Regions from separate parts of the Homo sapiens genome. Here region 1 is linked to region 2. Evidence: chromatin contacts called from ENCODE Hi-C or POLR2A ChIA-PET data. All regions are on one chromosome and are shown on one strand. Each heading gives the region's core, a stretch centred on a gene start or an enhancer-like site at or near the end of the contact. The rest is flanking DNA. Distances are from core to core; before and after follow the strand shown. Region 1 holds the start of LRRC47 (leucine rich repeat containing 47). Region 2 overlaps MEGF6 (multiple EGF like domains 6).

Region 1 (3,989 bases), core at 709-3,208, 260 kb before region 2:
ATTTTGAGACGGAGTCTCACTCTGTCGCCCAGGCTGGAGTGCAGTGGCGCAATCTCCGCTCACTGCAAGCTCCGCCCTCTGGGTTCTTGCCATTCTCCTGCCTCAGCCTCCCGAGTAGCTGGGACTACAGGCGCCTGCCACCAAGCCCGGCTAATTTTTTTTGTATTTTTAGTAGAGACGGGGTTTCACCGTGTTCACCAGGATGGTCTCGATCTCCTGACCTGGTGATCCGCCCGCCTCGGCCTTCCAAAGTGCTGGGATTACAGGCATGAGCCACCGTGCCCAGCCTCTAGAATTTTATTTTTTGGCCAGGTTTGGTGACTCACACCTGTAATCCTAGCAATTTGGGAGGTTGAGGCAGGTGGATTGCTTGAGTTCATGGGTTTGAGACCAGCCTAGGCAACATGGCAAAACCCCAGCTCTACAAAAAATACAAAAATTAGCCAGGCGTGGTGGCACATGCCTGTGGTACCAGCTACTCAGGGGCTGAGGTGGGAGGATCACTGGAGCCAGGGAAGTTGAGGCTGCAATGAGCCGAGCTGGAACCACTGCACTCCAGCCTGGGTAACAGAGCAAGACTCTGTCTCAATAAATAAATAAATAAATAAATAAGAATTTGGGGGCTGGGTGCGGTGGCTTGTGCCTGTGAGCCCAGCACTTTGGGGGGCTGAGGCGAGCAGATCACCTGAGGTCAGGTGTTCGAGACCAGCCTGGCCAACATGGCGAAAACCGGTTAATATAAAAATTATATTAACACGGTTAATATAAAAATTAACCGGCCACGGTGGCATGCACCTGTAGTTCCAGCGGGAGGCTGAGGCAGGAGAATTGCTTGAACCCAGGAGGCGGAGGTTGCAGTGAACCAAGATAGCATCACTGCACTCCAGCCTGGGTGACAGAGCGAGACTCCGTCTCAAGAAAAAAAAAAGAATTTTGGTTTTGGTTTACACCACTCAAAAGTGCAGGAATTCCAAAACAAGCCGGTCGGGGCACAGTAGAGCACAGACTCTGGCTCCTCCATCCGCCCGCACCCCACCCTGTGAAAGGAAAATAAATCTCAAAACCCCACAATCACTAAGTCAAAGGAAAAAGTCAAGCTGGGAACTGCTTCGGGCAAATCGGCCTCCCGTCTTATTCCTAAATAAGATAGTTACAAATACATATTTTTAAAGCTACACACCTCCCTCACAATTTGCCCACAAAGAAATTCTCTGTGGGCCTCAAGATCTTTACCCTAAAACAGTTCTGTTGAATTTCACCCTGGCAATGCAAATTGATAGCTTCCCTTCACAGGTGCGAGACAAAGGACTGAACTCAAAGCCATCCCTCTGCTCACCTAGACAAATGCATATCTGATCGCTTCCTTTGCTCTACTGTTTACGTAGAAATGAAGATTCAGTAAGCCAGACTAAAGCATAAGCGACTATTCCTCTACCCGCGTCTCACATGCATAATAAATTGTGCAGTCAGCGAAAGGCTGAACAAAGACTCAAAAGAATGCACCCTCCGGTCTCTTCTCTACCTGTGACCTGAAAGCCCTCTCCTGGAATTGTCCAGCCTTTCTGGGCTGAACCAAGGTACACTCGCACGTGTTGATTGATGTCTCACGTCTCCCCAAAATGTACAAAACCAAGCTGCATCCCAACTTCCCTGGGCACCATCGTCACGATCTCCTAGGGTTGTGACACTGGCGTGTCCTTAACCTTGGCAAAATAAACTTTTTACATTTCATTGAGTCCTGTCTCAGATATTTTTGGGTTCATAACCCCCACCCTCACCCCTACCCGCGGAGAGAGCGAGCCGCTCTCCAGCCCCTCCCCGGCTCTACGCAGGAGAGGCCACTCTCCTCTATGGCACGCGCGGCGGCACTCTAGCAGCCAGGTGGCTTCTCTATGGGCTTTTCCGGCACAGGTCGGAAGTGGCGCGCGCTGCCCCGGAAGCACCCTGGTGGGTGGGTGCCTGCCAGCAGCTGAGGCGCCATGGCGGCGGCAGCGGTGTCAGAGTCTTGGCCGGAGCTGGAGCTGGCTGAGCGCGAGCGGCGGCGGGAGCTGCTGCTGACGGGGCCCGGGCTGGAGGAGCGAGTGCGGGCGGCGGGTGGGCAGCTGCCGCCGCGGCTTTTCACCCTGCCGCTGCTGCACTACTTGGAAGTGAGCGGCTGCGGGAGCTTGCGCGCGCCGGGGCCTGGCCTGGCGCAGGGCCTGCCGCAGCTGCACAGCCTCGTGCTGCGGCGCAACGCGCTGGGGCCCGGCCTGAGCCCCGAGCTCGGGCCGCTGCCTGCCCTTCGGGTGCTCGACCTGTCGGGCAACGCGCTGGAGGCGCTGCCGCCGGGCCAAGGCCTGGGCCCCGCCGAGCCGCCGGGCCTTCCGCAGCTGCAGAGCCTCAACCTCAGCGGCAACCGGCTGCGCGAGCTGCCAGCCGACCTGGCGCGCTGCGCCCCGCGCCTGCAGAGCCTCAACCTCACCGGCAATTGCCTAGACTCCTTTCCCGCCGAGCTCTTTCGCCCCGGCGCGCTGCCCCTGCTCAGTGAACTGGCGGCTGCTGACAACTGCCTCCGAGAACTCAGCCCCGACATCGCCCACCTGGCCTCGCTCAAGGTCAGCGGGGGCTGCCCGGGCGGGGCGGGATGGGGCCTTGGAGTAGCCCTGGAGAAGGAACCCCTCTCGGGGCCGAGCAGTTCCTAGTGACGCCCCCTGGGGCACTGGGCCCAGGGAATTCCTACAAGGCTGAAAGGAGCCAGCTGCGGGGGGCATCACCCCTGGGAAGCAGATGCCGCCTTCCAACTCCCCCTTCTCCTGGCCACACCAACATACTAGGTGGCCTCTGAACTCCCCCGCATTCTGTTAACTGGACTTTTACACGTGGTACGCTATTTTGTAATTGTTAGCAAACCTGGCTTCTCCTGTAGATCGAGCGTAGAGACCTGTCTTTTTTGTATCTAGTACTTGTGAAGTGACTTGAGAGTGAGTCTGGTGGTGAAGGGGGCACCCTGGATTTTGCATAATGCCACATGCTGTGATCTTGAAGATTATATTTCACTTCATCCTAATAGCAGCTTTCCAAGGTAGGGGTGGTTATTCCTGTTTTACAGAAAGCCAAAGGGCCTGCCCAAAGTAAGCAGCAGGTAACTTGGGTTTTTCTCCAGACTATATTGTCCAGCGTCTGTTTACTAATTAATCTTGGATCCCCAGGCCCCGCGATAATGCTTGGCCTATAACAGGTGCCCATTGAATCTGTTGCCTAAAAGAAAGTAGGGAAGCCACATGGCAGAACCACGACCTAAACCCAGCCAGATGTTCTCTCCATCTTCTCTTTTGGTTTCATCCTTAAGGCAGTCCTGCATTTCTTCCCCCATTTTTCGTCTTTGAATTTATGCAGACATTTCTTTTTTTTTTTTTTTTTTTTGAGATGTAGTCTGGTCCTGTCACCCAGGCTGGAGTGCAGTGGCGCGATCTCGGCTCACTTCAACCTCCGCCTCCCGGGTTCAAGCGGTTCTTCTGCCTCAGCCTCCTGAGTAGCTGGGCTTACAGGCGCACACCACCACGCCCGGCTAACTTTTGTGTTTTTAGTAGAGACGGGTTTCACTGTGTTGGTCAGGCTGGTCTCGAACTCCTGACCTCATGTGATCCGCCTGTCTCGGCCTTCCAAAGTGCTAGGATTACAGGTGTGAGCCACCGCGCCTGGCCTATGTGGACATTTCTTAATAAAATACGTATACACTTTAGCAGCTTATCTATTTATTTGCTGTAGCAATTCCTCAAGACATTGCAACTCATTTTACAAGTAACATATCTATATAAGGATATATAGACAAACCCTGGCCGGGCGCGGTGGCTCACACCTGTAATCCCAGCACTTTGGGAAGCTGAGGCGGGCAGATCGCTTGAGGTCACACCACCAGCCTGGCCAACATGGTGAAACCCCATCTCTACAAAAATACAAAAATTAGCTGGGCCTGGTGGCGCGTGCCTGTAGTCCCAGCTACTCGGGAG
Region 2 (4,610 bases), core at 968-3,467:
GGGTCCAACCCTCGCATTAAGCCCATGGTTTGGCTGGAAGACCACAGTGACAATGTAATGGGGAGAGGTGTTCTGTGCTGTTCAGAAGGAGGAAGCAGTGCTGCCTTTGGCCTCCAGGGCCGGGTGGACCCCACCCATCCAGGCCCGAGGGCTGCCTTCCCACACTGGGGCTGGATTCAGCCCCGACACTGTGCTGCTCCCACCCCGGCTGACCCCTCCTTCCAGGAGATAAGGACGGATCACGGGAAACGGGGCAGCCGGGGGTTGGGGGAGGCGGCCAGGCCGGGTCTGGGCGGAAGCAGGCGCCTTCTCTGGTGGAAGTGGCAGCTCTTCCTTCTCGGTGCCGGACCCGGCTCTCAGCTGCTACTTGGCCGCGGGGGCTTCCAGGGTGGAGCTGGGTTTTCATCGGAGTGTCTGTGGGACGCGGGTGGGCTCTGTGGGATGCCACCCTTCTCAAGAGCAAAGGGACCTGCTGTAAGGGGGTGAGCTCAGGGTAGCAGGGACCACCAGAGACTCCCCCCACGGTGCCCCCAGGGAGCCCCTGTGCCCGGGAGTCTGTCGCTCTGCCCTTCCCACCCATCCCCGCCCACTCTCTGCTGCCACTGTGGGCTCGGCCTTTCACACCCTTGCCTGCTGCCTGAGGGCACTGCCAGGTTCCCACTGTCCCCAGGGAGAGGAAGGCATGTGGGAAGTGACCGAGGGCTGCGGGCTAGGAAGCCTGGGCGCTGACCGGCTGCCCCCCTCGGGCCAGCTGTGCCTCTCCCGCGGAGCCCAGGCACGGGAGAAACGAGTGGGCAAGGGGGCCTGATTTGGACCCTGGTCCTGGCACCCAGGCCAGGTGCCCGCATGTCCGCCTGCACTCCATGAGCCCCTTGGTGCTGGAGCTTTTTCTCTGACCTTCCTGTGGGAGCAACACTTTGTCCCACCCATGGCAGGGCCTCCACCCAGGAGAACGGCATTTCCACGGGAGTCTCCTGGGGAGGCTTTAATGCTTCCAGGACTTTGTTGCTTCCTGGGACGATGTGCTCTTGCTGAACCGGAAGAGTGGTCATGGTGGCCGAAAGCCTCCGCAAGCCCTGTGCGACCCACACTCCATGCCAAGCCTGGGCGGCAGCCCCGCTCTGTGACGCTCAGTGCTGAGGCCCCCCACGGGGCAGTGCCATGGGGGATTTAGAGAATGGAGCAAGAGGCCCAGAGGGCGCAGGAGCATTTGCGGAGTCAGAGCTGGAGGGTGGCAGAGGGGACAGGTGCCCAGAGCCCTTTGAAGTCCAGGGCCCCAGCCTGCGCCTGGCCCCACCCCGCCCTGACACCTGGGCTGCTGACTGTTTGGCCCCAGGATGCCATCTCCCCTTTCTAGCTGGTGGCTTCTCTGGATGTGGAAGAGGCTTCTTACTCATTCCCAGTCCCCATGCCAGAAGCGCCCAGCCCTTAGTGGGTATTCCACAAACATCTGGTGCCGCGACCTGAATGTCGGTGTCCCTGCAAAATTCCTGCGTTCGAGTGGACTCCCCAGTGTGATGGTGTGAAGAGGTGGGGCCTCGTAGGCAGTGAGGAGGCCAGGAAGGCTCTGCCGTGGGGAATGGGATGACTGCCCCAGAAAAGATCGGAGGGAGTGGTTCCCTTTCTGCCCTGTGAAGCTGCCCTGAGAAGCTGCCCTGGAGGATCCAGAGGGCTGGTCTGCCGTGCCTGGATCTTGGACTTCCCAGCCTCTGGAGCTGTAAGACATACATCCAGGGGTTTGTAAATTACCCAGACTAAGGCGTCCTGTAGGAGCAGCAGGAGTGAACAAGCAAACACAGCTGTGGGGAAGGCTGCCCTCGCAGGGAAAGAGATGGAGGTGTGGTGAGGCCTCAGCATCCCTCGCCCATGGGCCCTGGAGCCCAGGCCTGAACCTGGGCCTTCCGGTTGCAAAGCTGGGGCCACGTTCCTGTGGGTGGCTGAATCTGGGCCTCCCCAGGCCAACATTCTTCAGCTGGCTGTCTTCCCAGTGCAGCGGGAAACCCGGCTGCAAGGTGTGTTCCTTCCAGGCAGGATGGCAGCATTTCCGACAGGGCGTCTGTGGTCAGAGGCCTGCTCCGTCCGAGGCGCTGCGAGTGAAAAGCTTTCATTTCCGACTCTAATGAGCACACCCTGGCAGGCACGTTCTCAGTTAAGGCCAAGCCGGGAAAATAATAGCCTTCAGCGTCAGCGGTGAGAGCCAGCCCAGCAACAGAAAGACAAGAGGCTTTCTCTGACTGCCTAGAACCAGGACGCTGGGGCAGTTTCCTGGAGGACACCCCGAGCTGGGCAGCCTGCAGGCATCTGTGGCCGTGCTCCAGATAAACACGGAGGGCTGAAGGGCTGGTGGGTTTAGGCAGCAGCCCAGAAGGCCTGGGTTTGGATCCCAGCCTCGATGCTGGACAGGTGCGACCCCGGGGGCCTGCGTAACTCTCGCAGGCTGCAGTCCTCAGACTTGGAGCTTGGGGAGGCTCAGTGGACACCTTCACATGGCAAAGCTCAGCGCACCCTGGGACCCTGGCCTGGCCCGGGAGCCATCTGTTGGGAAGATAAGCCTGGGCCTGGGAAGGTGACCAGTGGATGCTTCAGGCAAGGCCTTGCCCTTGTCCTAGAAGCTTCTGTCACCAAGCCAAGGGCCTCCTGGGCTGGGGAAACCGAGGCGCCCAGGTAGCCACTTTTCTCCAGTCCTCCCGGAAGCCCCAGTGGCCCCAGCTTGGTTTCCCAGGGGCTACTCATGAGGAGGTTGGGGCGATTGTGCCCCAGAGTCAGGGGCTGTGAACTCTCAGAACTGCGGATGCCTCGGGAGGGCAGGTGCCTCCTGCATGACCCGGGCCAAGTCACGTTCCCCCTGTGCCTCCTAAGAGTGGAACCCACCATTCCCTCCTGGCAGGGCCGAGGTGCTGAGCCAGGCGTGTGCAGGTGGGGCCGTGTTCCTAGGAAGGAGAGACCCGCTGAGCCCCCTGAGCCTCCCCCTCTCCCGTCGTGTTCCCTCTACTTTTATCTCCCACAGCCACCCCGGCCCCTCCCCCATGCATCTCTGCTGGCCCTGCCTGGCCTTTCTGTCCGGGGGCCAGCCTCCTGATGGGAGGCCGCTGCTGCCTGTGTCCCTGGCCCCTGCTCATCTCTGGGCCTTGGGTCTGTAGTGACACTGCACCTTAGACCCGGTGCCCTGGGCCGCCTCCCCACCACGCCCCATCTCTTCCCCAGGGCACCCTTGATCACTGGATTCGGCCCAGGCCTTTCCCTGATCCTCTACCCCTCACCCCCTGGGATCCTACTGGGCTCTTGACCCCACTGAGGCCTGTTCATGTCCCTGAAAATGTCATGTCCAAAGGCCAGCTGAGTGCCACCTCCTCCAGGAAGCCTCCCGGATCACTCCTCTGAGTACAGTGTGAGACCTGGGGCATCCTCTTGCCTGTCTGCATTCTCCGCTCCCCTGGCAGCTCTGATGTCCCAGCAAGAGTCTGGGCCCCGGGGCGTGGGGCTGGCCTTGCCTGGGGGCTACATCCCCAGCGGGTGCTGTGTCAGCCCTCGAGGGCTCAGGTGCCCCCGGGCCTCGCACAGCTGGGTGGGAAAGAGCCTGGTAACAGAGAACCCACAGACAGCGCGGACACACACACACACACACACACACACACACACACACACACACACACACAGGCACATGCTCTGCTGGCCGGCAGCAGAGCCTCACGGGGACAGACCAGGCCTCAGGCTCTCGGGGGCTGCTCTGGGAGTCTGATGCCTCCCTCAGAGCCAGGAGACAGGACCACTCCATCGTGGGCTCACCTGGGGGCTGGTGTGTACAAGAGAAGGGGGCTCCCCCCTGTTTCTGCCTGGCCCCAGCCAGGGACAGCTGCAGTCAGGAATGGCAGCTGGGCTCGCGGAAACAGCGGTGGTTTCAATTTTCCTTCCTTTGGCTTGGGCGAGGAGTGGAGACAGGGTAATGGGTTTACCATGAGGCTGACATTGGAATGGTTCGGGGAGGCCCCTGCCAGGCCCTGTGTGCTCTGAGGCCGGGTGGGGGCCCCCCCTGCTCCTGATAGAAGCTCTGTGGTGGCGACAGTGGGAGAAGGGGTGCGAGGAACGCTGGGGAGGCCGGTCTGCTCTGTCTCCGCAGGGAGGCAGCTTGGACTGTGTGAGACCCCAGACCACAAATGGACCTCCTGCTCTGGGCTGGGCTCTGGAGGTCAACGGTTGGAAACCGCCAGGCAGATCCACGTGCCACTTGCAGGGGCGGGGTGGCATGGGATGGCTTTGGGGCTTAGGAGCCTTGAGCCCACGAAGGCAGATTAAAGAGAAGCTTGAGAGTGGCCTCCTTCTAGTACCTTCTGGGCCATGCTGTCTGCAGTGGGGGCCAGCAGGTGCACACTGACCACTGCCCTGTCCTTGCAGCCCTGTGCCCCTTGCTGCTCTGGGTGGCTCCTTTCCCCCACTCCAAGCCTGGTCCCAGCCCCTCCCAGGCCACCCATCTCCACCCTCTCCCTGCATTAGCTGGGATGGTCTCCACCTGTGCATGGACCAGCACTTTTGCGGGGGACACGCCCTTACCTTCCAGTGTCCATGGCCCACCCCATCATCCCATCCAGACCCCAGGCCAGGTCCCCTTACCA

What was found. A loop is a pair of places that touch in the nucleus more often than their neighbours do. ChIA-PET counts read pairs that join two places held with the same protein, here RNA polymerase II (POLR2A). Pooled maps may share reads with other maps.
Region 1: a map of mesothelial cell of epicardium shows a loop between it and region 2 (20-fold over the local background). The contact joins the promoter of LRRC47 here to the enhancer-like site in region 2. A Hi-C loop is called at or near these places in 2 of 168 maps with a recorded cell type or tissue (mesothelial cell of epicardium and naive thymus-derived CD4-positive, alpha-beta T cell) and 5 of 50 pooled maps. POLR2A ChIA-PET finds 5 or more read pairs at or near these places in 2 of 52 experiments (CD4-positive, alpha-beta T cell and H1).

What each region holds. Positions count from the first base shown.
Region 1 is chr1:3,794,467-3,798,455 of GRCh38, reverse strand. It overlaps LRRC47 (leucine rich repeat containing 47), which reads left to right and starts at 1,958. Exons shown (of 7, transcript NM_020710.3): 1 at 1,958-2,594. The coding sequence starts at 1,980. RefSeq lists an enhancer at 1,777-2,071 and a silencer at 2,187-2,396.
Region 2 is chr1:3,537,743-3,542,352 of GRCh38, reverse strand. All of the region lies in intron 4 of MEGF6 (multiple EGF like domains 6), which reads left to right. Among named protein-coding and RNA genes, the nearest start is that of MIR551A, 21 kb to the left of the region's middle. Within about 2 kb of position 2,217, at least 14 of the 41 ENCODE cell types and tissues checked have a DNase peak (open chromatin) inside an H3K27ac peak, as active enhancers do.